Linked DNA regions of Mus musculus: all the other regions are linked to region 3. The links are chromatin loops, found by intact Hi-C in ENCODE. Cell type or tissue: heart. All regions are shown on one strand.

What was found. Peaks named below come from ENCODE experiments on the same cell type or tissue, not always from the same donor. Only the 100,000 strongest peaks of a DNase experiment are listed, where the experiment ranks them.
Region 1: it touches region 3 in a loop (2.8-fold over the local background); 11 of 42 quality-filtered maps call a loop at or near these places.
Region 2: it touches region 3 in a loop (3.0-fold over the local background); 4 of 42 quality-filtered maps call a loop at or near these places.

The regions. Positions count from the first base shown.
Region 1 is chr13:97,594,528-97,602,527 of GRCm38, reverse strand. No RefSeq gene overlaps it. Among named protein-coding and RNA genes, the nearest start is that of Gm34087, 24 kb to the left of the region's middle. In heart, no CTCF peak of the experiment used is centred here; DNase peaks (open chromatin) are centred at 3,217 and 7,457; H3K27ac peaks cover 816 bases.
Region 2 is chr13:97,432,155-97,440,154 of GRCm38, reverse strand. It overlaps Lncenc1 (long non-coding RNA, embryonic stem cells expressed 1), which reads right to left and starts at 5,185. Exons shown (of 2, transcript NR_110432.1): 1 at 5,063-5,185. In heart, no CTCF peak of the experiment used is centred here; DNase peaks (open chromatin) are centred at 4,054, 4,654 and 5,084; H3K4me3 peaks cover 2,955 bases; H3K27ac peaks cover 4,336 bases; H3K27me3 peaks cover 515 bases.
Region 3 is chr13:97,935,982-97,943,981 of GRCm38, reverse strand. It overlaps Arhgef28 (Rho guanine nucleotide exchange factor (GEF) 28), which reads left to right. Exons shown (of 36, transcript NM_012026.2): 30 at 1,398-1,529; 31 at 4,422-4,522; 32 at 7,121-7,159; 33 at 7,260-7,307. Among named protein-coding and RNA genes, the nearest start is that of Gm34388, 46 kb to the right of the region's middle. In heart, CTCF peaks have their summits at 4,269 (motif pointing left), 4,900 (motif pointing right) and 5,835 (motif pointing right); DNase peaks (open chromatin) are centred at 1,501, 2,701, 4,301 and 4,921; H3K27ac peaks cover 387 bases.

The DNA of each region.
Region 1 (8,000 bases), 340 kb after region 3:
GTTCTTCCATCTCCAGCCCCAAAGGGTCATGGAGTCTGCCTCCGTCCAGCTGAATGGCAGCATCCTTCCATGGGTAAGGGCTTCCTGGAACATTTGCTGACCCTCTGGGACATGTCTGACCCTCTGCTCCCTGCTCAGGACTTTGGGGACAGAACACATGTGTCTATTTCTTTCTTGATTCTGCGTCTATTTTTAGAGTCCTAGATAACTACCAAAGTGCAGTTTTGTGCCTCCCTCCCTCCTATCACCTGCTCTTGTGTTTTGTGGCACAAAGGATGCACTATAGGCTCAAGCAAGCTCCACCCCCACCCCTGAGGACAGAAGGCATAGGGAAACACGTCAAAGCACAACAAGTGACCATGGCTGCACCTTACTTGAAGGGAGTTCCCAAGGAGAATCATTTGCCCAGCCAAGGACTCTCTGGACTCACCAGAACACTTTTTATTTAGCGCAGTGAGACCAGGTACCGGTATCCTTCAAAAGCTCCTTAGACATTCTGAAATTCAGAAAGACCCAAAAGAATCAAATGAGCACCCACTTTCTGGAACTCCAGGCTTGCCTCATTGCAGGACTAAGACCAGGAATCCAGCTGAGTCTGACTTGCAGCCACAAGGGACTTTTCCCAGTGTGATGCCCTTAGTTAAGGAGGTGGGGCAGAGGGGTTGAAGGGGAGGGTATCAGGACCACAACAAATGGAGAAAGGAGAGAATTTCTTTGGTAATAAGGCTGGCCCCACCATTCTCGGGCTCCCAAGTGACCTGGACCTTCAGGGGTGCCTATAAATCAGATTGTATAAGCCAGGGCTTGCTTGTGTGTTATACATTACCATAATTTTTTTTTATTTTAGTAAAAAAAACTCTGGCTTTTTTTTTTCAAGTCACAGGACTCCAGCCCTCCTGGCAGGTCCTAAGTGAAACAAATTACTTCTAGAGAGTAAGCTCTATACCCTGGCCTCCTCCCTCATTGAACCCGCAGCTGCCTCTTTGTAAGCCTAAGACTATTGTAAGCTATTGCCCTAGGGGCAACCAAGGGGCTGTGTCTCCCTGCAGGTGTGCCAGGAAGACAGCGGGAGTCTGTAGGAAGCAGAGGTTGGTTGGACCTAGAAGCTGATTCAAGCTACATTATTACAAAAAGTTATTAAGCGATATTCAGTTACAGGATCCTGGGCTAAACAAAGAATGAGGCCCGGGGCAGCCAAAAACCATATGGACCTGGAGGTTGCACACACCTGCATGGGAGCGGGCAGGCCCAGTTAGAAGCCGTCATCAATTCTAGGAAAGCCATAAAGTTTGGACTTGCTTCATGGCACTTTCTAATTAACTGTGTGGTGAGTTTTCTCCACTTTCCTATAAAAGCCGGTGCCCCTCCTCCACCCCTCTCTCTACCTTGTCTCTCTCCCTCATGTCCCAAGACACCTGGGGAAAAGTTTCCCAGGGAAGCTCTCCAGTGGGCCTCAGACCATGGAAGACACTCTAAGCAGGAAGATGGCACTCGTTCTTGTGTGGAGAGAAAAAAAAGAATAGAACAGGCTCTTTGAAAGGCTCTCAAGAGAATCATCCAAAACAAGGAGCCAGCACGGCCTCCCTTAAAGAAGAGGGAGAAGCTACAAGTCACTTGAGCTGATGAAGGGAAGAACATTGGTTTAGCCAATTCTACTTACCCAACAGACTGGATAAACAGAAAGGAGAAAGATGAGTCTTAATTCTGCGGTGATATGCAAGAAGATATAGCATCTAGTGTTTAGGTTCTTTGCAAAGCAGATGCCTTGGTGGATGTCTGCTATAATTTTCATACTGGTAAATCCGTGTGCTCGTGTGACTCTGAGCACCCTACGGTGGCAAAATCCCAAGGCAGCTTAGTCTCCAGGGCTTTCTGGAGAATTGTGTTGATGCATTTAGAACATCTGCATAATGCACACTTACACTATGGACCACGAAGTCACATTCAGAAGGCAGAACTCATCTCTCACCATTGCTCATCTGCAAAAAGAGGAGGAAAAATGCAAAGTATTTCTGATGAGGCAGAGGTTTCCCTTGGCCTCTTACCTGGCTGGGCTGACGATTTCTCCATCTGGTGCTGACAGCAACTTTGGCTGGTGCTGAGGTGGGGCCTGGCCCGGCTTGCTCCCTTTGACCTCCACAGTGCAAATCTCTTGAAACGATAAAGGAGCCGAGTGTGAGGCAAGGCCTCGAGCCTGGGCGGATGAATGTGCCCTACAGCTTCTCGGAGCACAGCAGGGAGATGTCTGAACAAAGCATGGAGACCTGCACTGAGGCCCTGGTGGGCTGTTCCAAGACTGCACTCCAGGATCCACCTAGACCTAGCCATTTGGTCCTGGCTATTGAAACAGAAAGGCCTATTGCTCCAGGCCATGCTGTGCTTTTGCAAAAGAGTTGCCTTGTGAGAACTCAGAATATTACTATTGGTCAGCTTGTAGATGCATGTCTGCCTTCAGATTGGTATAAAGCAACAGCCCTCAACCTGTGGGTCACAGTCCCCTTGGGGATTGAATGAGCCTTTCACAGGGGCTTAAGACCATCTGCATATCAGATATTTACATGATGATTCATAACAGCATCAGCATTACAGTTATGAAGTAGCAACAAAAATAATTTTATAGTTGGGGATCACCACCACATGAGGAACTGTATTAAAGAGGAAGACCACTGGTATGAAGCAATGGTTGAGGACCAGTTATGTCTGTGTCTGTCTTTTAAAATTCAAGAGACTGCAAAGTAGGACCACTCATGCTAGAGCTAAGAAACAGGTTTTCTTTTCTCTTTCCTTTCTTCTCCTCCTCCTTCTCTTCCCCTTCTCTTCCTCTTCCTCCTCTTCCTCTTCCTCTTCCTCTTCCTCTTCCTCTTCCTCTTCCTCTTCCTCTTCTTCTTCTTCTTCTTCTTCTTCTTCTTCTTCTTCTTCTTCTTCTTCTTCTTGTCTTTTTTTTATGATGGGTTCTCACTCTCTTGCTCAGGCTGGCCTTGTACTCATGTTCTTCCTGCTTCCGTTTTCTGAATGTCAGCATGATTTTAAGAGCCAGCGTGCCCACTGGGTCTGTGCTTTTGTTATCATTCTGAATGTGAGAAGAGAATTCAGACTTGCAAGAAGGGGTTGGCACACTCAAGGGGACAGAGTGTGGGAATTGTCAGGAGAAAGTCCCCACCTCCATGTGCTCTGAAGGATGTGAGGCAAGCTTACACAATATCTCATATTCCAGTCCCAGAAGGGAGGCGGTCACACTGTGTAATATTTCCAGTTACGTTCAAGAAACAGCCTGGAATGATCAGAGCCATAACTCTTGACTGCAGCAAATGGAAGGGTGGGGTGAAGGGAACCACGCAAGAGTAATTAGGCAGCCGGTGACCGTGGCTCTGAACCTGCTGGCCCTGCTAAACAGAACATAAATTTTTTTAAGGGCTACAGTGGGCTCTGTGCAGCACAACTTTGATATCTGAGATGCAATTAGACTTTGCCCTTATGAGGAATCAACTAAAAGCTTGCAAAATACCCCTGTTACTCTGGCGTGTTGTTTTCCCAGGCCAGTGTGCACACTGCTTCCTTGTGGCCCCCACAGTGCGTGACAGTCATTTGTGGGTCTTCTCTGGAGGCATCGGCCTCCTGGTACACCAGGGACTCCATACAGACAGTGAAAATAATTTGACCACTTGCTGCTTCCCAGTCACTCAAGGGTGATATTGAATCTGGAGCAGTTAAGACTCCCTAGAGAAATGAAGCGGAGAGATAAAAGTCTTTGCTAGGCCCTACAGGATTCTCTGCTTTCAAGCATCTTGGTGTTTTAGAAGCCTCTCCTTTGCTCCTGTTTCATGACATTTATCTTAGTGTTTGAGCAGACACGTGGAAGATACGATCTGCATGGGGATTTCCGCTGGAAGCAAGTCCAAAGCAGCGGCGGCGCCTGCATTCCCAGAATACACTGTTCTCTTTTGCCCTTTCTTCAGATCATCCCAGACTGGAACATCTTGCTGCTGAGCATCAGGAAGGAAAGGAGGAAGAAAGATTGAAGTGGGGAGGGTGGAGAGAGAAAGAGGAAGGGAGGGAGGGCTAGGAGATCCATATGTAAGACAAGATAAATGTTACTTATTTATGCCTCGTCTTTATTCCTTGTCAAATGGAGATCGCATCCAAAACTCAGCCACAGCAAGTCCTATAGGAGAAGGAAGCAGTGTCAGTTCTCAGGACCAGGGCAGCTTTGGCATCTAAAAAATGCTTCTATCCTCTAGCTAAAGTGCCTGGCTCCCCATTACCAAACACCTAGCTTCTAACTATTCCAACAAAACTGATTTTCAAGGTTTCCGTGAACCTTCCATCCACAGATGGGAGAGGTAACTGGTTAGGAGCACAGGCTCTCAAGCCGGCCTCCCCGTTTTCACCTATCAACAATGCCACATAGCCACTGGGCAGCTTTCTGTGCTCTGGTCACCTCACCTACAAACTGTGGACACAAATCACATCAACTTAACAGTTCTTTTCATTAAATGTGAATGTATGCGAAGAAATTCAAGAGTACTTGATGCAAAATACTCAATAATTATTAACTACTCTTGTTACTGCTTTTTATTTCACGTGGGATTATCTGGTTCCCATCTGTTGGTAACTCATTTCCTCGGGGTGGTGTTTCTTTGGCCATAGATTCTTCTAATTTAAAACCATATCTTATCATCTGTCCTTTAAGGTAATATTTAAGGCCCAATTCTTTTCTTTAATTCCTCCCTTCCCAGTTGCATGCTAACGAATGCATTATCAAAGAGGTAAAAATGAGAGCAAATAAAAAATGTGAGCAAATAAAAACGGAAACCTAGCTCCATAGTAGAATGCAGGTTTGGCACATGAGAGGCTCTTGGTTTCATCTTGAGCACAAAGAAATTAAAAATAACATGTGTGACCTCCCTGACTTCTGGAATCATGGTGTAGAGAAGGGAGGTATCTTTAGTCACTCTTGCTGTGAAGAGACACCATCACCAAGGCAATTCTTGCAATTGTAGGCTAGCTTACAGTTCAGAGGTTTAGCCCATTATCATCATGGTGGGGGAGCAAGGTGACAGGCAGGCAGGCATGGTGAAGTAATTTGAGAGCTATAACTTAATACACAGGCAGAGGGAGACAGACAGACAGACAGACAGACAGACAGACAGACAGACAGAGGAAGTGCATGAGGGAGAGCAATACTGAGCTTGGCAAGGGTTTTGAAACCTCAAAGCCCATACCCAGTAAGAAACTTCTTCCAATCCTCCAACAAGGCTGCACCTATTGCAACAAAGGCCACACCTCCTAATCCTTCTCAAACAGTGCCACTACCTACTGACTAAGTGTTCAAATATATGATCGAGCCTGTAGGGGGGCATTCTTATTTATACCACTGCCTGAGGGCTGGTGTTTTGAACAGTGTGTGTAAAGAAAGAAGGAAATGAAAGAAAGGGGGAGGCAATCTCAAGATTCCCAGGTCAAAGAATGACATGGACCAGTGGATGCCACTAAGTCAAGCATGCAGAGTGAAGTATTAGGGCAATGACAGAAGCATCTAAGCCTCTAATCTCAGGAAACATTGAGATTTGTAGTAACAACACAACTTTGCAATGGTACCCCATTAGTCATGTCCTTGGTGCCCTCTGGGTTGGCTCTTTGCCTTGACAGCTCCTCTCAGAGAAGCTATGCATTGTCAAAGACAGAGAGCAAACTGGAGTGACCCTGTAACCTTCTACCTATCCACAGACATTCCCACTTCCCTGTGACCCATGAGTGACATCCTTTCCCACACAATCATGCCAGCAACAGTGGCAAGCAGAACTCCAGGAAGAGTCTCTTGCCTGCTCCTTTGCACTGGCAGGAGGGTGAAGGGCTTCCCTAAACTCTGAACCACTCAAGGGTCAGATCAAGAGATGGCCACCAATGTGGGCATGCCCATCTGCCAACCCTCCAGGAATGGCGGATGCCCAGCAATGTCAGAGCAGGTTAAGCATCAGAGATCATCAGGTTGAGCCTTTGATTTCTAAAACTGGCATCCACGCTCTTCCTGTTCCTGTGACTGTGAGAAATGCTGCCTCTAGGTTCAGGTCCCACTGTTTCTCTCCCTCTCGGATCTCTCTTCCCATATGGAAATTATGTTTGGTTTGAACAAGTCAAATGTCAAAAGCATTTGGAGCTATGATCTCCAAACTCCTTTAAACACAGCCAATAGGGAGACATAAATCTTGACAGGGATTCAGTATACCTTCATAGACATAAACCTAAAGACCCAAGTGTTCCTGATTCCATCCCGAAACTCAGCACGTTTGAAAACAGTTTTGTCCTACTGAACTGAATCCATGACAGAGAATGTAGAACACACTGACCTAGTGTCTTTGCACAGGAGCCATATAGAAACACATGCCAGCACACAGACTGGAAGCTAGTGGATGAACCCGTAGGTGAGTCTAGAAAACAAACCTGAAATAATGAGGAAAAGTGAGAAAAAAATATGACAAGCCATTTATGGAAACAAACTGGAGCTTAGTAGTCCTACTGGGACCCCATACAAACAATGCAGAACATATTACATCATCTCCACCTCCCCCAAGATCATGAAACCAGGTGTAGCCCTCTGTAGAGTCTTGTTGTTGATGATTCCCACTGAGAATAGTTAACCCAGAAAACATCCCCCTGGCTCTGAGAGAACTGAGTAGCCCCCTGGGAGGCACAGAAAGCCTTGAGCAGAGAGAAGCAGGAGAGCCTGGGGCCTGAGATGGGAAGCCATCTGCAGACAGAACCATCTACCTCTACTGCAGGCAAACAAACCCAGAGGCAGACAGGTGGAGGAAATTTGGAAAAGACATCAACAGACAAGGTCTGCCCCATTGTCACGCGCTATCACGAACTCCTTGTTAATCCTCCTTTTGAGATTCTGAAAACCAAAAGTCCCAAAATAGGCCAAGTCAGTAAGAAAGGGTCAAAGTGACAAGAGAGGCCAAGTGCCCCCTTCTCTGAAAGTCACTCCATTAGAACATCCCTTGATGTACGTGGTGAGGGAGTTCTCGGGCATCTGTAATCCAACTCTGGAGGGAGAATTTTGATTAGAGCTCTCAGTTCTTCTGCTTTGAACTCTCTACCCACCCTCCAGCAGTTTATACAGGACAACTCGCCACCTCCATAAGACTTGGGCCAGCAGAATGTCCCGGAAAGCCAAACGGAAGACTTGAGAACATTTCCCATCTAAAAGGACTTTGAAGATTTTTGAGGTTGAAAGACTTCATGTAATTACAAATTGTCATCATAACGCAAACATGTCTGGGAGGACAAGTCCAAGGGAAAAGTGAATTTTCACCAGTGACCAAGCCCTTGAGTTCACTGATCAAATGCACATTTCAAGTTTCCCAGGCCTGGCACGTTCACCCACCAGCATGTGCAGCCCATCTGGAACACATGGCGGTGCAGACAGACAGGCACTGGGCTGCTGGCAGGACAGACCTGGACACTTGGAGTGCTTCTGCCAACAGTCATGGGATTAAGGAGTTGCCTAAGTCCCCCGGCTTGTTTTCTCTAGATTGTGAAAGGGCTTTGAAGGGTGAGTAAGGACTATGTCATGGTCCTGAGAAAGGATCAAACAGAATGTTCATCTTGGTTGTGAAACTTGGAATGCCCTGCTTCGGTCACTGCCCTGGATTTCTGTCCCTTCTTCAGATGCATTAACTGTACAGATGGAACCAAACCATGGAAAAATGTCGGGGTTTAGCCAAAGAGTGTTCTTCGTTCACTTTTGTGTGATGCTTTTGTTTTAAGCTCCATGTCAAGCTCCATGTCATGGGTCTGCTGCTCTCTTTATCTTGATTTCTCTCATCTTGTCAACATCTACTACCATGGAAGCACAGCTGTGGAATTCCCGCACTCAGAAGGCCTTGGACCAAGGGATCAGTGGGGAGCCAGGGGCTCTTAGCTATGGTTCTCAAAAGGATTTTATTGAAAGATGAAAATCATTCATATAAATGAAGGCATATCAACAGGAGGCACCA
Region 2 (8,000 bases), 500 kb after region 3:
AAAATTTAAACCTAAAACATTCATATGTCAAAAGTCTAGGTTCTTCTCTGGGGTTCACCACCCTAGTTGGAACCTAGAAGGTCCTTTACCCCAAGGTACAGTGGCCTCCGGAGTTCAGATCAGAGTTCTTTGTGTCAGAAGATGTTACGTGGCATCTCCTATATGACTCTTCTCTTTGAAGTTTAAAAAGAGGCCAGAGACTCCCTTTTAAATACACATGAATGAATGCAAAACCAACTTCTGATTTTGTTTCCTGGAAAACTCCCACAAAGAATCCTTCCTGTTGGGTGATGTTTGACTCTGGAACATAAACAAGTTTCGACTAGAGGACAGACAGTATGTAATCAATACTCCTTGGCTCCTGTCCAGGCCTGTCACGCCTGGCACTTACATCGCTGCAGATACCGGGGAGGGAAGATCGCACCACATTTAAAAGCAGATCAACAGATGTAGGGCTGGGGTGTCAGTGAGAGTCGGTTACAGGGCTGCTGAAAGTCTTTGTGAATCTCAAATAATGACAATATGGCAATCCTCGGGTGTGCTGGCAGATGGCCTCAGCCCCCACCCTGCCAGGAAAGCCAAGGCCAACCTTTCTCCCTCCCTCGGAACCTCATTTTCCAGTCTTGGTCAAGCCTCTGCTGCTCTTTGCCGCCCTCGGCTACCCACTCTGTGGTTCAGAAACTCCCTATGAGCCATACTGGAGGTTTCCCCTGAGCCTGCTGACCCACTGCTGCCTCCTGCCTCAACACTATTCTGCAACTGAGCTTTCCAGCTCCGTCCCTCTGAGCCCCTTGTTCTCCCTTCGCGATTTGCCTGGTGAATGCCTAATTAGCCCTCCAGGAAGCCTCAATACTCTCCCTCTTGTGTGACAAGAGCTGTGGCCTCCCCTCCCACGGGGCTCTTGACACACACGGTATTAGGCTCGCTGTTCACCTCTCCTCTCCCTTTGCAAGCTCCGGGACGGAGAGCTCTTTCGGAGCACCGGGAGCTCCTTTTATCTCCAACTCCTCTGCATTTAGCTCTTAGTAGACACCAATAAATATTTGCTGAGTGATTGAGAGAATCTTCAAGTCCTCCTTCTGGGAAAGAAAGAAAAACAGCCCGCCACTCTGCTGCCTTCTGAACTGTGCGCAGTCGCCACCCGCTTCACTTTCTCACCAACCTTCTCGTGGCCTGGCTGCCCACCTAACCCTGGCCCCAATCTAGCCACAGCAGAGCTGGCTTGTTTCCAGCCCACGTAGCCTCCCGTGCAGCAGCCGCTGATAGTTCCGCCATTGCAGCCCTCCGTGCTGCCTGCTGCCATCTCTGGTTTTATTGAGATGACTTCTCTGCCTCTTCCAGCTTTTTGCTCACCCTTTCCATCTCCTCAGTGTTCTCCATTCCCAGGCAGTTGGCTTTAGTAAGATAAAAGCTCAGGCCTCTCCCCCAGATGCCCACTGCAGGAGCCACACCGCGCTTCCAGCAACCTCCCAAGGCCAGTGTCTAAAACAAGACAAATGAGCAGATGTGTGCAGGACATCCAGCACTCAGACAGTTGTCATATGCTGGGGAAATTGTCATATGCTGGGGAAGCTGTCTCTCAGCTGGTCACCTCTGCACCCTCCCCTTAGATTCACTCTGGATTCCGATGCTACAGTAATATTCCAAAGAGAATGCTAATGCCAGAATTGTAGTCTTCAGCATGCCTTAGCTGGGTGTGGCGCACACCTTTAATCCCAGCATTCTGGAGGCAGAGGCAGGCACATCTCTGAGTTCCAGGCCAGCCTGGTCTACAGAGAAAGTTCCAGGACAGCCAGGACTGCACAGCGAAAGCCTGTGTCCAAAGAAAACACCCAAATTACTAACCAACCAATAAAAAAATTCCTCATCCTTGTGAAGTAAAATTTCTATCTTCATCCATCTCCACAGAGGGCCACACAGAGAAACCCTGTCTTAGAAAACCAAAACCAAAACCAAAACAAACAAAACCCCCACTGTTGTCCAGTTCTTCAGCTTAAAGCTCCATTTCTCTGGGAATAGGTTTTGGTCTTCATAAAACTGTGTTCATTTTATAAGGAAGCAATGCTACCTTTTGTGCTGTTTGTTTCAATATCTCACTGATAAAAATGACTGTAAATTGCTCACATTTTGTTTTGTGGGGAACTGTATTATCCAGTTGTCTGTTGTTCTGGGCTTTAATAAGAGACCAATAGGACTCTGCCTTGTTAAGACATTGAATACAGAGCTGACCACCATTCACAGCTTTAGAAGGCTGGAACAGAGCAGAAAAACAAATAATTGTTGTAAAGATCTTCTGTTTGAGATCTAGCACTGTTTGTTTATTTTGTTTGTATTTGTTTTGTTGTTTGTTTGCTGTGGGTTTTTGTTTGTTTTGTTGTTGTTGCTGTTGCAGTTGTTTATTAGTTGGTGGGTTGGTTGGTTGGTTTGGTTTGGTTTGGTTGGCGTCTTTGTTTTGTGTTTTGAGGTAAGCTCTCCTTAGAGCACTCAAGCCAGCCTTGAACTTGCCTTAGCCAACAGAAGGCTGGCAGGCAAGCACATGCCACTGTACTAAGCAGCCCTGTTTCTTTTAAATAAAATGTGTGTCCCTATAATTCCAAGAGCTCCAAGAACACTTTTCTGCCTGTTCTATATCTGAAAATGCTGCATTTCAGAAGTAAGATCTCCCTGGCTCCGAGGTCCATGAAGAGAATGGAAGTCCAGATAACTCCAAGTTTTCCTGTTCATTCACACTTCCGATGTCTTAATAATTGCTTGCCATTAGTTTGTCTTTAGTTTTATAGACACATGCGCACTGATAATGCCTGTCATCAAAGGCACATATACATACACACACAGTAAGGCAGGCAATTAATCATGATCTCCCCCAAGACCTTATTTTACAGTCAGGAGCCAATTGTCAGCACACATGTTCCTAAATAAACTGACACACATACCAGCTAACAGATTAATTCACATGGAGAAGGCACCGTGGGAAGAAAACCAGTGTTCCCAGATTGCTCAAGCAGGTGCTCTCCCTATTAACATAAAGACCAGTGCTCCCAGCTCTAACCCCCTGGGAACCCTGCCTAAAATCACTATTTCTAATGCACTTGATGCCAGAATCGTTCTGCAAACCGAGAATTTGATTTATACAACCAGAATAGCACTGCTCAGGAAAAAACAGATAGGCTATTGAATCTGGGGGAGGGGGGAGTTCATTTTGGTCTCACACTTGACTCCTTATTTGTTTGATATTCACTATCTATCCCAGACATGCCTTAAACTAGAGATCAGCTCCCCTCCCAGCAGCCCCTCCCCCCACTGCCTCCCAAGTGCTGGGACTGCAGGTGTGTGCTCCCTGACTTTTCAATAGAAGGTAACCCTAAAGGAATACTTCATGTTTCCATATTTTTTTTTTGCAGATGTTGTTCTCAGTCGGGGCTCACAAGCTCTAACGTGATGAATCCCTTGGACACCGACATCTCCTGTGATGAATCTGCTCAGGAGAGAAGCTTGTGCCCTGCTCACTGCCTGGCATGCGCCTTTAGTGGAGAGAATTTTGTTAGCCTTCTTGTCTCTTTTAAGCTAGCTAGTCCTAACGTGGCCAGTCCTCCAAAGCTCAGGCGCTCCATACCTTATGGGCAGAAGAGATTGTTATTGCTTGCACTGAGCTTCACAAAGGAAATCTTTTAGTACATACTTCACCAGTCGGCCTTCCTCAGAACTGAAATGCAAAGACAGAATGGAGGAGTTGGACAGAAGGTTGCAAACATTTACATGACAAACTAGCCTCTCAGAATCCACCAGGGGAACCAGTCACCAGTATTCTAGTACTTTCCTGTCATCTACAAAAATCACTCACAGTCTTTACTAAATACGATTTATAAAAAATGGCCCCTGCAGCTGCCGCAGATATCTCCTAGGCCGGCAGAGATGGGAGGGCGGGACTCGGCTAGAGCTAGAATCCTTGCGGTCTCCGGGCTACGACCAGGCAACAGCTTTCCCAGGACGATCCTAGGAAGAAGGCAGGATGCTCCCCTGGGGAGTTCCGGGGGGCAGGGGAGCTCTGCCTGGACCTAGAGATGGCTGCATCCCAGCAGGGTGGTGACCTTTTGTTTCTACTGGTTTTCAAAGACACCAAGGTTTTGTTCTTAATTCACACGCGCGTGCGCGCGCACACGGGAGAGAGGGAAGGGGGCGGGGAAGAAGGAGTGAGAGAGAAGAGAGAATTAGGACCCAACTAATCCAGCAACAAGCTTGTCCTGGCACCTTGAGAGGTTAACCAATTTCACTCTCCTGTAACTGGAGCGAAGCCTTTCTTTTCTCCCTGAGGGGGACAGAACAGGGTCCCCTCTCTGCAGCCCCCACCCCACCCCCCAGAGACTCAGCTTTCCTGAACAATAACCCAACTGTCTGGACAGGATGGGAAACTGTCTCAGTGAGTTGGGAGCCCACCCTTGTACAAACCCAGACATGCACAAAAAGTTCCGCGTTTCACCGCAGGAAGTGAGGACGGTGGCTTCAGGCATCATTAATCATTTTGAAGCGATTATTCTTAAAAGGGAGTGAAAAAAAAATACAAAGATGCAGCTTGAGTTAGTCATGCCCAATAAAAATCAGCACTTCTCCAAATCGTATTTCCCTGAATCCATGTGGAACGTTTAAGAGCACTCTCCACTGACAAGAGTCCAGACCAGATAGGGAGTCTGTTTCCTCTGTAATTAGAACTCCCTCAAATACTTGGGACCTGACAGGGCTAGATAGGGAAGGGCGCGTGGGGTAGCGGCGAAGCTTTATTTCCTCTGCCTTCCAGCCCAGGAATGCACAACACATTTTAACAAGAAGATAAAGCAAGAACAATTTAGGGTTTTGCGTCCTCGGGGAATCTTTTTTACACCCCCCCCCCAATTGAAATTCCGTAAAACAAAGCTAAGAACAATCCTGCTTTGTCTCCTAATTGAGCTAGGGAACTGTGAAATCCCCTACCCCACCCCCATCACCTCACCAGGCCCCGAGCCCAGCAGGCAGGGGCCGGGAAAGCAGTAATTCCCAAGATTGCCTGCCCCATGGGGTGGGTGCTTACAGAGCAGGTCCATCCTGAGCGGTCATTCAAATCTGCTCACCCTTACAGGAAACACGCCCCGGTCCAGGCCTTTGAAGTAACAGTGTGTCACCAGCAGAAGGAAAGTGATCGCTAGAAAATGAAATCTACTCCATCCTTTCAAAGACATTGCATTTCCTGTGATTCCTGGGTCCAGAGGAAATGCACTCGATGAAATTGAATTAATTTTTTTTTTCCTCCTGAAGTCACCTGGTCTGCCAGAAGCCTCTCTCATCAGTTCCCTCTCACTGAGCCATTGGCCGAGTCCCCAATTTATTCATTTATTTCTTAATCGAGATATCTAGAGCAGAAATCACAGGATATATGTAGAAAACTGCCCCCCTCTTACCATGGCTCCCTCCTCACTCCTGCAGACACTTCACAGGTAAGTGAGCCTAGGGGCTGATGCCACAACCTTCCTCTCCATCCCCCGGGACCATGTTTGTCTATTTTGTTGGTCAGATTTGATTATTATTTGTCATTTTTCTCCTAGCTTAGCCCCCCCCCCCACACACAGAGTTTTTGTACAGTCCCAGGAAGACCCTTAAAAATGTGCTGAGTCACACTGACTTCTAGGAGTTTCAGGGAGGAGCAGGTATCTATCTGTAACCCTGTAGACTGATATTAAAGAGCCTAAGCCGGGTAACCCGAGTGTCCACAGGGGCATGCGGGGCAGCCTGGGGTATTCAGTCAGAGCCAAAACAGGGCAAAGACGTTTGGAAGATGGGATGTAAATGTTCATTTAGGCCGAAAGATGGTGTCCTGCAGTGCAATTAGGACCCAGCCTGGGAAGTCAATGCCCCAGCGGCTAGAGGAGAGAGCTGAAAAAGGAAACCCGCAGCAGAGATGGCAGATGGGTAAAGAGTTACATCATCCAGAGAGGGCAGTCAGGTAAGGAAGAATTTTAAGGATATCAGAAAGACTAGATTGGAAATGGATGTTAATATGAATAGTGTTCAATGGATAAAGATAAATACAAAACTAAGCATTACTCTGTGTTGGTTTTCAGACCGTGGACAAAGCGTTGAGGTGCATATTTAACATACCAAAGTGGATCTGGCCTTCAGGTTCTCCCAGCATCCTTCAGTCTCAACCTGGGTCTCTACCTACCCTCTACATATCCTCTACACATTCCGCTGGCATATCTCCCTCCCTTCTGTCTCCCTCCCCACGGTGACTTTCCTGGCCTCTATCCTTGGGATCGGTGAACTCACTAACCCAGGAAAGGTTTTCCAATAACCTGCCTTTAGATATACTCTAATCTGGCTTAATTTGGCTCGTTTCATGAAATAACTTTTGCTTGTTTGTTTGTTTGTTTGTTTGTTTGTTTTTCGAGACAGGGTTTCTCTGTGTAGCCCTGGTTGTCCTGGAACTCACTCTGTAGAGCAGGCTGGCCTCAAACTCAGAAATCCACCTGCCTATGCCTCCTAAGTGCTGGGGAAATAACTTATTGCTCTGTAATGAAGTATTTAGGAAAAAGGGATGCTAAAGGGTGATATTTTCAAAGTTTCATGTATCCCAGGCTGGCCTCATACCCACTGTGTTGGATCTTGGGACATCTTTGAAGTTCTGACCCTCTTTCTCCTGCTTCTTGGGTGCTGGGATTGCAGGCACATCCTAGTATACCATACATTTGTGATGGATCTAAGTGGAGGTCTTCATCTGTGCTGGCAAGGACTCTCCCAGTGGAGCCGCATCCCTGGCCCCCAGACACTGACTTTTCAGTACCATCCTCTATTCCAGGAAACCAGAGCCTCCTGAACAAACAACTGAATCCAAAACAGAAACTTAGAAAAAGTCAGATGAAGATACTATCTTGCTATGCCAAAAAGGATGCGCTCAAGAAGAAAGATAGAGATGTTAAAGGAACAAACATCAGCCTGACTGAACTCCCACTGGCCACTGAAGGACAATATGAGCATCAAAAAATCATACTATTAGTAGATGAAAATTCGTTGGATGAAATGGGCAACTATGAATTCATTCTGAAGCCAGAAACCGATTGGAAGCTTGATGCAGGGCAAGATCGGGGTAGGGGGATGGGAGTGGGAGAGCAAGAGCCTTCCCTGCTAAATGCTTAACAGATTCAGGAGAGAAAAGAATGGCTTTTAGCTAAGGAAGCCTAGCAGACAGGAAGCTAAAGGAGTGGTCACCAGGAATGTCATCAGCTTTGTGATCTGTGCCACCTGCTAAGACACTAAAGAGAACCCCAGTCACTTCTAGACGGTCTCTCTCCAGAAGGCTCAACCCAGATCTGATTACAAAAGCACAGAGGCACAACCTCAAGAGCAGGTGGATGGTAAGGCCATTGTCGGTCACAAAGCAAGGGGAGGTGCCTAAAGAGATGGCTCAGCAGGTAAGAGAGCTCGCTGCTCCTCCTGAGGTTCCCAGTTGCCATGCCGAGTGGTTCACCACTGCCTGGAACACCAACTCCAAGAGTAGCCCACCAAAGATCCCAGACACCATTTATAGACAACGGAAAGTCTGTTCCACCCGGCCGGTACTATACTCCACAACTCCGGTACTATACTCCAGTACTCCAGAATTCCAGCCAACTAGTACTATATTCCAGTACTCCGGAACTAAGTGTAGCCCTGAGCACTTAGACCAAGGGGCTTTTAAAAGCAAAAAACTGCATCCTGGCTTCTGGCTGGGCAGCTACAGGGGTGTTCCACAAAAGCAAGCAGTTTATCCCAAGCTTAGATACCTGGAGGGGATTCTGCTGAAGGAAGCAGTTTAACAGAAACTAAGTTAGCCAGGGCATCTTGACCTCAGGTTCCTAGAATAGAGTTCTGTCAATTTCCCATGGGAGTCTCCATCAAAGAGATTAAATTCTGCAAGAATACAAGATGCAGGATCCTCTGCAGTGCCTTGCCCTGTCACATGAGGAATTCCTTTTCTGGCCTGTAAGAGTAACTTT
Region 3 (8,000 bases):
GACTGCAGGGATTCTTGCCGGGGTGGGGACATCACTGTCTAAATAAAGACAGTGAGCGCACACTTTGAAAAGCCCCCTTGCTCTGCTGGGCTTCTGTTTTCCTTCCCTTCTCTTCTTGAATCCCACGGCTCTTCCAGGTCAGCTCAGTGCCCACCCCTTTAGGAACTTCTTCCCAGTCCCAGTAGCGACTGTGGCTCTCCTGCTCCTTTGTGTGGCCATAGCTGCAAGTGGCTCTTTCCCCCTTCTCCCTCGAAGTAGCCATAGCCAGAGAACAGTGGGTGCTCAGTGGGTCGTTCTCTGACCCGAATGTGGTCTGTGTGGAGGATGCTTTAGAAATGGTTACAAGGTCCCCGACACATTCCACCTGCTAGCTGAGACTCCTTTATGTAAGTAAACATGGCTCCTTTTGAGGGAGTGGTACTTCCCACGAGGACCAGAGAGCAGATGGAACTGTATACCATTAAAAGCAGATTTGAAGAAACACTCCTTTGAGGAACAGCTACTATCTTAGTAACAATGTTTCAAATCCTAATACCCAATAGTGCATGTGTCTTAATAGAATTACAGGAAGGTTTCCAGGATACTAGTTGACTAAAAGTTACATTTGAAATATTTTATACAATAGATTTTTAAAAAATATGTTAAATTCTCTATGCAAAAGGGTGCTGCTATCAGCTGCTGTAGACTGCGGGGTTGCGTGATTTTTCTGTAAGTGGCCAGCTGTTACGTATTTTCATTTTTTTTCAGATCACAGCCTTTTGGGGGATATAGGTTTATGTGTTCATGAACATGTGTTTATACAACTATTAGAACCAGGAAGGCAGACTGGGGACGTAGTACAGTGAGTACAATTCTTGCTGAAGATGTATGGGGCCTTGGGCATCAATTATTGTGTCATAGAAACCAGTCATGGTGGCATACTCCTGGAATCCCAGCACTTGCGAGGTAAAGGCAGGAGGGTCAAGAGTTCAGGGTTACCCTTAGGTAACCCTTAGGGTGTTTGAGCCCAGCGTCGTCTACCGCAAGCTCTTTTAGGGGGAAAAATAAAGAAAAGTAAAACCAAATTGTAGTTCCCTGGGTTGTATAATAACAGTTGCTGATCAAATGTGATTTAACAACTCTTGGTTGATCACAACATCCAATCTTTGTGTTGCAACAAATTGTGATCTACAAAGTTCCTGCTCAAGAGCCACGTGGCAGAGTTTCAATCCGATTCATTAATTCACAAAACAAACTCATAACATTTTAAGTAAGTTTACAGTTTTGCATTGAGTTTTAGTCATTACCGCCTGGGGCCCATGCAGCCCACCTGTTGCAGGTTGGACACACCTGGTAAACTACACTATCTCTCTGTATATTTATGGCTTAGATTTAGTTTTGCTTTTCCTCCTTCCTAGCCGAGAGTCTGCAAGTGGCTGTGAAGGCTTCAAAGATGGGCGATGTAAGCCAGTCATCCGAAGAAAGCCCTGGAGGGACTGTCCTGATGGACACACCCAGTACACAGGATGTACCAGCGTCACCAACTGCTTGTAAGTGACGACAGCACAGGCCTTGGCCACGAGCCTGCGCACAGCCTCTAGTGCATATAGTGGTCACATAAAACAAAAGCAGTAACTACCTGATTTCAGGGGAACTTAATGTAATTTTTTTGTAACTAGAAAAAAAAAACCTTGAGAATAATCATGCTGGTCATAAAGAGATATTATATGTGACAATGGCACTTGTATTTCAAGGACAAAGACTTAACATTGGTAGGCTGTACTGTTCTGTCCTTCGGCTAAGCCTCCCCTCCCCCCATGGCATGCAGGTGCACGTGTGAGCGTGAGGTTTGGTGGCATCATTATAGACACGATTGCCAAACAGGAACCCAAGACCTCGGACATGCCAGGCGAGCAGCCTACCACTGAGCCTCACCCTCAGCCCTCCCAGGGACTCTTCTTCATGTTGGAATATACTCTCTGTTTTGAGCAGATCTCAGTTTATGATCCTCCTGCCTTAGAAGCACTGAACTCACAGGTGTACACCATCACACTCAGCTGTCAATGTATTTTAAAAATAATAAGGTAGAGAATAAGCTTAGCAATGTCTCAGAGCCCAATTATGCTGTTTTTATGTAGAGTTTTAAGCTAAATACGGAATTCCAAAAAAGGGTTCTAAGAGCATAAAGAGACTATTTTTCATGTGAGGATGGTACAAACCTTACTTGGAAAGAGAATGTCTGCACGAGCTGCTTTTTTTTACCCTCCCCCCCCCCAATGGTCCCATGTGGCTTTCACGTTGGCCTTAAATTTCCTCTTGTAGTTGAGAATGAGCTTTGAATTCTTGAATTTCTGATTCTCCCAAGTTCGAGGATTATAAGTGTGCGCTACCACAGGCATGCTGTTTTAGACTTTCTTGTAACAAATCCCTTGGTTCAGTAGAATGCCTAGGGGCAGTATAACTTTTTAGTTCTATTCTTTTTTTTTTTTTTTTTTGGTTTTTGTTTTATTACAAGCACCCAAAATTATTTTCCCCTCCCAAATTCTGCTTTATTTAACCCTGGCTTTCTATTTTCAGAATGTGCACATATGTTTTTCATTTCGACCGGCCAGATTCATCAAGGGAGTTGTACTGCTCTGGGTGATTTCCTTTAGAAGAGCCACATTATGCCATTGAGGAAGTGCTCTCTAAAAATACTGAGGGTTTGCCGCCATCAGCCCCGCCCCAGGGACAGCTGGGAGGCTCCTCTGTGCCCTGCAGCTGTTTGGAGCCCTCCCCAGGTCCTCTCCTCCCTTCAGGCAGGCCAGTGAGGGTTCTCCCTGTCCGAATCCTACAGAATCTACACCCATTTGCTAGACCTAGAACAGCCTGCCCTGCCGTTAGGATCAGGCATGGGGTGAACCTGTATGCCAGAAGCCATCCTTTTTGGCTTGGCTTGGATTACGGTGCTCTGAGAGTTTGGTCTCTTTATACAGTTGTTAAGGGCAGAAGAGGATCCCTCAAAGAAGGACCAGAGTAGCTTTGCAGTGGGCTTCAGGGAGGGCCTTTGTGAAGCGAGCCCCTGTCGGTCTGAGGTTACAAGCTCATGAGTACACTTACCAAAGGAGACTATTATACTCTACTGTCCAGAATGGTCAGTCCAGTGGAGACCCTGTTGCCCACCCTGAAGCTATGCCTGAGGGTGCAGAAACTTCTGGAAACTCCCCTTCTACCTCTGCTCGGCCCCATCTTAGCTTCCTCCAACGTTTAACTGTTAATGTGAGGAAGTGGGCAAGAGGAACAGACTGGCTCCTGGTTTGGAGATGGCTTGACTGTCTCTTTAGGCGTTAGGAAAAGTTGCTATAAATTGTCCCTCCAACATCCTTGCCTAAGAAGTGCTCGCTTGCACCGGGTGACCTTGGCTTTTCACTGGGTTCATTCGAAGTGGTTCCCACTCACAGAAAACTCTGGCTTAGAAGAGGCTTTCTGGAATCCTGGGCAGCTGCTGTTTCCTAATGGTGATACATGTGATTTTTAAAATTTAAACAAAGAGAAAGGGGCAGCCCCTTGTTAGAAATAAAGATGCGTGATGATACCATATTTTTAAAAGAAGTTTATAAACATCACAAAATGAGTATTTTGGTCAGGATCCTGGTCAGATATTGCTCCAATGAAGTTGGGGGTGGGGTGGGGTGGAGCAGCCTTGAGAAGCCTGGTTTAAGTCAGGAAAAGGTGAACATAGCCTAAGTTTTAACTGAAATCCATAAAGCAATGATGAAATCCTGCCGACCGAGGTTTCACCGGTAAAGGTAAATTTGTATTTGGTACTTAACATCTCTGGATGTGTTTTCCTAGGTCAAATGTATTTACAGTGTTAAAGCTTAAGTGGGAAGTGTGAGCAAAGCTGGAAATGAGGAGAAACTGAGGCAGGCTCTCAGTTTTTATGACTCTGAGACCATAAAGTGTTAGCTGCCTCCAGCCTTCTTAGATCAGTGCCCTCTGGACCTGCGTTCTAAACCTTGTCCATCAGCTGCTGCTCTTGTACTGGCCTCGAGGGAGCCTTTTATGGACCTGGGTCTGCCAAGAGACCTTGCTGTAATTCCACTGGGCACCTGTTTTAAATTACTTCTTTCCCAGGCAGCTTTGTCCTATTAAATGAAAGCGAGATGTAGACTCGGTACCACAAACAGCCCATGGACACATGAGCCCAAGAAAGAAGCGCAGTTAAAATGGCAGGTGGCAAAGGATGCTGCTTGGTGTCTCTTAGCCTGTAAGCTCCGGGAGAGCAGGGACTGCGGGCTTCCTTGCGATCTCTAGCGCCCCCTGTAGGTTCATTCAGTATGTATTATCTCGTGATGACTCCTTTTTTTGAAGTGTGCTTCAGTTGTGGGCAGAAGAATGTAATTGGCCGGCTGACGTTTGATGTTGTCCTTTTTGTTTCTGTCTCAATGGCGTGCTTCCAGCATTAGTCACAGAAGGGACAGAAGGAAGAGGCTGTTGGGATGTGGATCCCGGGCTCCAGGGTGTGGTAACCGACTTGGCAGTCTCTGATGCAGGGGAGAAGGTATTGTTAATTGTTAACCAACTTGCTAGTAACCAGAACCTATTGCTTTTGTATACAAAGTAGATTCAGCTCTCTGGCAATGAGTGGATTGAAAATACCTTTTTCTGAATTGTTTCTGATTTATTTAAATATCTATATTGAAACTTTCTAAACTATTTCTTCTTTAAATGTTCGTGGTTTTTATATATCATGTTAAAAAGAAAATCAACTGAGACGTTATTAAAAACCAAAACGAAAAGCTTGACAACCCTCCTGTGTATATGTGTGTCTGCACTCTCTGACTTCCGGCCTACTCTCTGCATTGCAAACCTTTGCTTTTCTCACTGCTTCTGGCAACTCCCTGTTTGAGAGGTGACCCGACACTGGGACGCTTCACCACCAGATGGCGCCCGTGAGCTGAACTGATTTCCACTTTGGGACGTCTTGCTTCTGTTCTCTACTGTGATCCTCTGCTCTTCACCTGTATCCCACCTTCCTCTCGCAGACTTGGAATCCACGTAACCACCCTTTGCCCGTGCTACGATGTTCTCTGATTCCTAATATATGTAGGCTGGACCTCTCTGTGTAGAAATTATATGCATACAGCTTCCTATTAGCTTGACGTGTGTGATTTCATAAGAGGGGAGGAAGAGCTCGGTGCTCCTGGGAGGTGGGGAGTCAGGTCAAGGGTTTTTACTTTGTCTAGCATTGATTTAGCTCCATTACCAAGTATTAATGCGCACCAGTGTGGGACTACGACATGTTACAGATGCAACATCTTACTGTTACATGTTTTCCAGATACGTGGCATAGGACAGAACCAGTCTGGCTCTCAGAACTTCACAGAAAAGTCAGCTCTGACTTAGTATTCATTTGCAAAGCTCAGAGGCCCAAGTTAATTTATGAATACAGAATTTTACTCTACTTACTCTGATTGTAAGCTTTGAGCTAGTTTGCCTTAGCTTGTCTGCGCTTCTCCGTGTGATCTTCACTTTGAAGCGTGAAGCCAGTAGCTTACAATCGCTCCTAGGTTGTTTGGGAAGAAAGATAATTGGTCGATGCAGCCTAGTTCTGCACAGAAAATGGCTTGACTCTGACTCCTGACTCAGTTACAGGTGGAGAAGTGAGTTCAGGTTTTAACCTCTGGAAACTCTGACACTTGATGGGGCCTTTTGAGAATGGAAATAAACAGATAAAGCAAGTATATAGTGATGTCTTGGCGTCAGCGTCCTTTAAAAGATTAGATTAAAACAAAATTCTGAAAGAATTAAAAACAATACCCAAGGGTAGAAATTCTCCTCGCATGGATCAACTGTAGTTATACAGTACCACCACCAGGTGGCGCATGAAGTCCATTAAAAAGACAATGTACACTTTCTTCTGTCTTCCCAAACCCAGAGGTTCGAGCAGTAACCAAATGTCGCACAATCCAACCCATTTCTACATGTTTGCTTCTTGGTAGAATATAAAATTTGGAAATATCATGGTTTTTTGTTTTTGTTTTTTGTTTTTCCACTAAAGCAGTGGATGGGCCAAGAAGGGCTCATAGGAAACGCAAGAACTTAACCACCAAACCAGAGTATATTCCGTACATTTGGGCAGAGTTCTAAAGTACCGACATGCTTCTCTCTATTCTACCTTTGTCCCTTCCCTGTTAATGGACTGATTAGCAACAAAGTCTGTAGTGACAGTATGAAGGCAAAGGAAATGGGGCTCGCTCACCAGCAGCTTAAGCTCCCAGCCTCCTTGAAGCAACATGGTTGACTTTGTTTAGGGCTGAACATGACGTGTGCTCAGACAGAAGCAAGCATCATCCAGGAGGCTGTAGGCTCTTAGAGGCTAGGGAAATGAATGGTTTCCTAGTTCACAAAATGTGGAGTTTGTAGCATTCATGGCTACTTATTAAAGAGAATGCGAGCAAGTGTAACTTATACTCATTTATTTGTTGAGTGTCCCTTACAATGTGAAACACCAGCCTTAGGTTTGCAGATATAATATTCAATACATAAATTGGTTTACTAATGGGAGAAGCCATACGGCACATAAACAAATGCTTAATGCAATTTTGGGAACTAGAGCTCTCCGCATGTACATATTCCCCGATGTTCCCTGGTGTGAAAGAGACAAAGTCTGAGGCCCCATCCATCCCCAAGGACAAGATGGCCAGCATCCTCTGGCTTCACTCATGGGTTTGGAGCTGGCTGGTGATGAATTGAGGTGGGATCTGGAGACACCAACTAAGCGCTTCCCTTGGGCCGTCTCTCTCTAACCACCGGCTACTTGGGTATCATGATTCTCCAACGTTGATATCGGGGAGCTAGAGTCCCTGTGCTGTCCTGTAGCCCCCAGAGAGCCAGGTGCAACAACCTCCCCTGGCGTTTCTTTACCATCATCTATGCCATGGTAAGGGATGGTTGGGTAAGAGTTGTCACACACCTCTGAGTTTGAACGAGTGAGACCTGTATTGTCAAATGGCTGCTTAATTCTCCAGCCTGGGAGGAGATGGTTACTGTAGCCGAGGTGATGGAGTTGAGACAGGGAAGCCCATAGATCAGGAATACTTGATAGCTTCCAAACGTCGGGTGGCTGTTCATTTTCTCGTGTTTTTATGTGTTTTAGGTGGAATATAGAAGTTTCTCCGGTTCTTCACAGTCAGAGGTGAGCTACGCATGCTTTAAACATATAGCATCCTTTCTCAAGTCGTGGCTAAGGAAGTTTTTCAAGAACTTGACACATGTAATCTTTCTTATACCCCCAGATTATACAAGCAATACAGAATTTAACGCGTCTCCTCTACAGCCTTCAGGTAACGACTCTCCTGTAATTTCAACCTTGTGAACGTTTCTTTTAACGTGCACTGATGATTTCCAGACCTCAGAAATTAGAACATTTGAAAGGCCGTAAGCCATCCAACAAGAGTGCCAACCCCCCAGGTGTCACTCGGCCAGATGAGCTGAGTTCACCTGGTTTTGTCATCACGAGGCAGTAAGGCACTACCACGTTTTACCCGATTCTTCTCAGAAACCATAAAACTGTTCGTGTCTCTCAATAATAGCAATGAATCTGCTTGGGTCTGACCCAGTGAACCACTTAGGTGAGTGCAACATGACTTCACGTCTTCTGATGAAAACTAAAATTCTCACCTACATGTGTGTCACCTCCACATCTGGCCTTAGGCCTTTGGGAAGAGCCGGCTAAATAATTTGCATGCTCCTCTGTGTTTTTGGTTTGCTCATCACTCAAAAGCAAATGGGCCACCGAGCCTCCTACTAATGGCCTTTTAAGGAAGGCGTAGAAATCATTCTAGCGGTGTGAATTGGAAGACTGTGCAATCCACCCCTCAGATGACTCCCACTAAAGAAGCTACCAGTGCACCCAGTGTGCTTTGTGTGGTGCTTAGAAATGTTTAATGCTATCAAGACAATACAGTGTAGACATTTTTGAGAATAGAGAGAATTGCTGTTATCATGATCTTTTTTTTAAATTAGATATTTTCTTC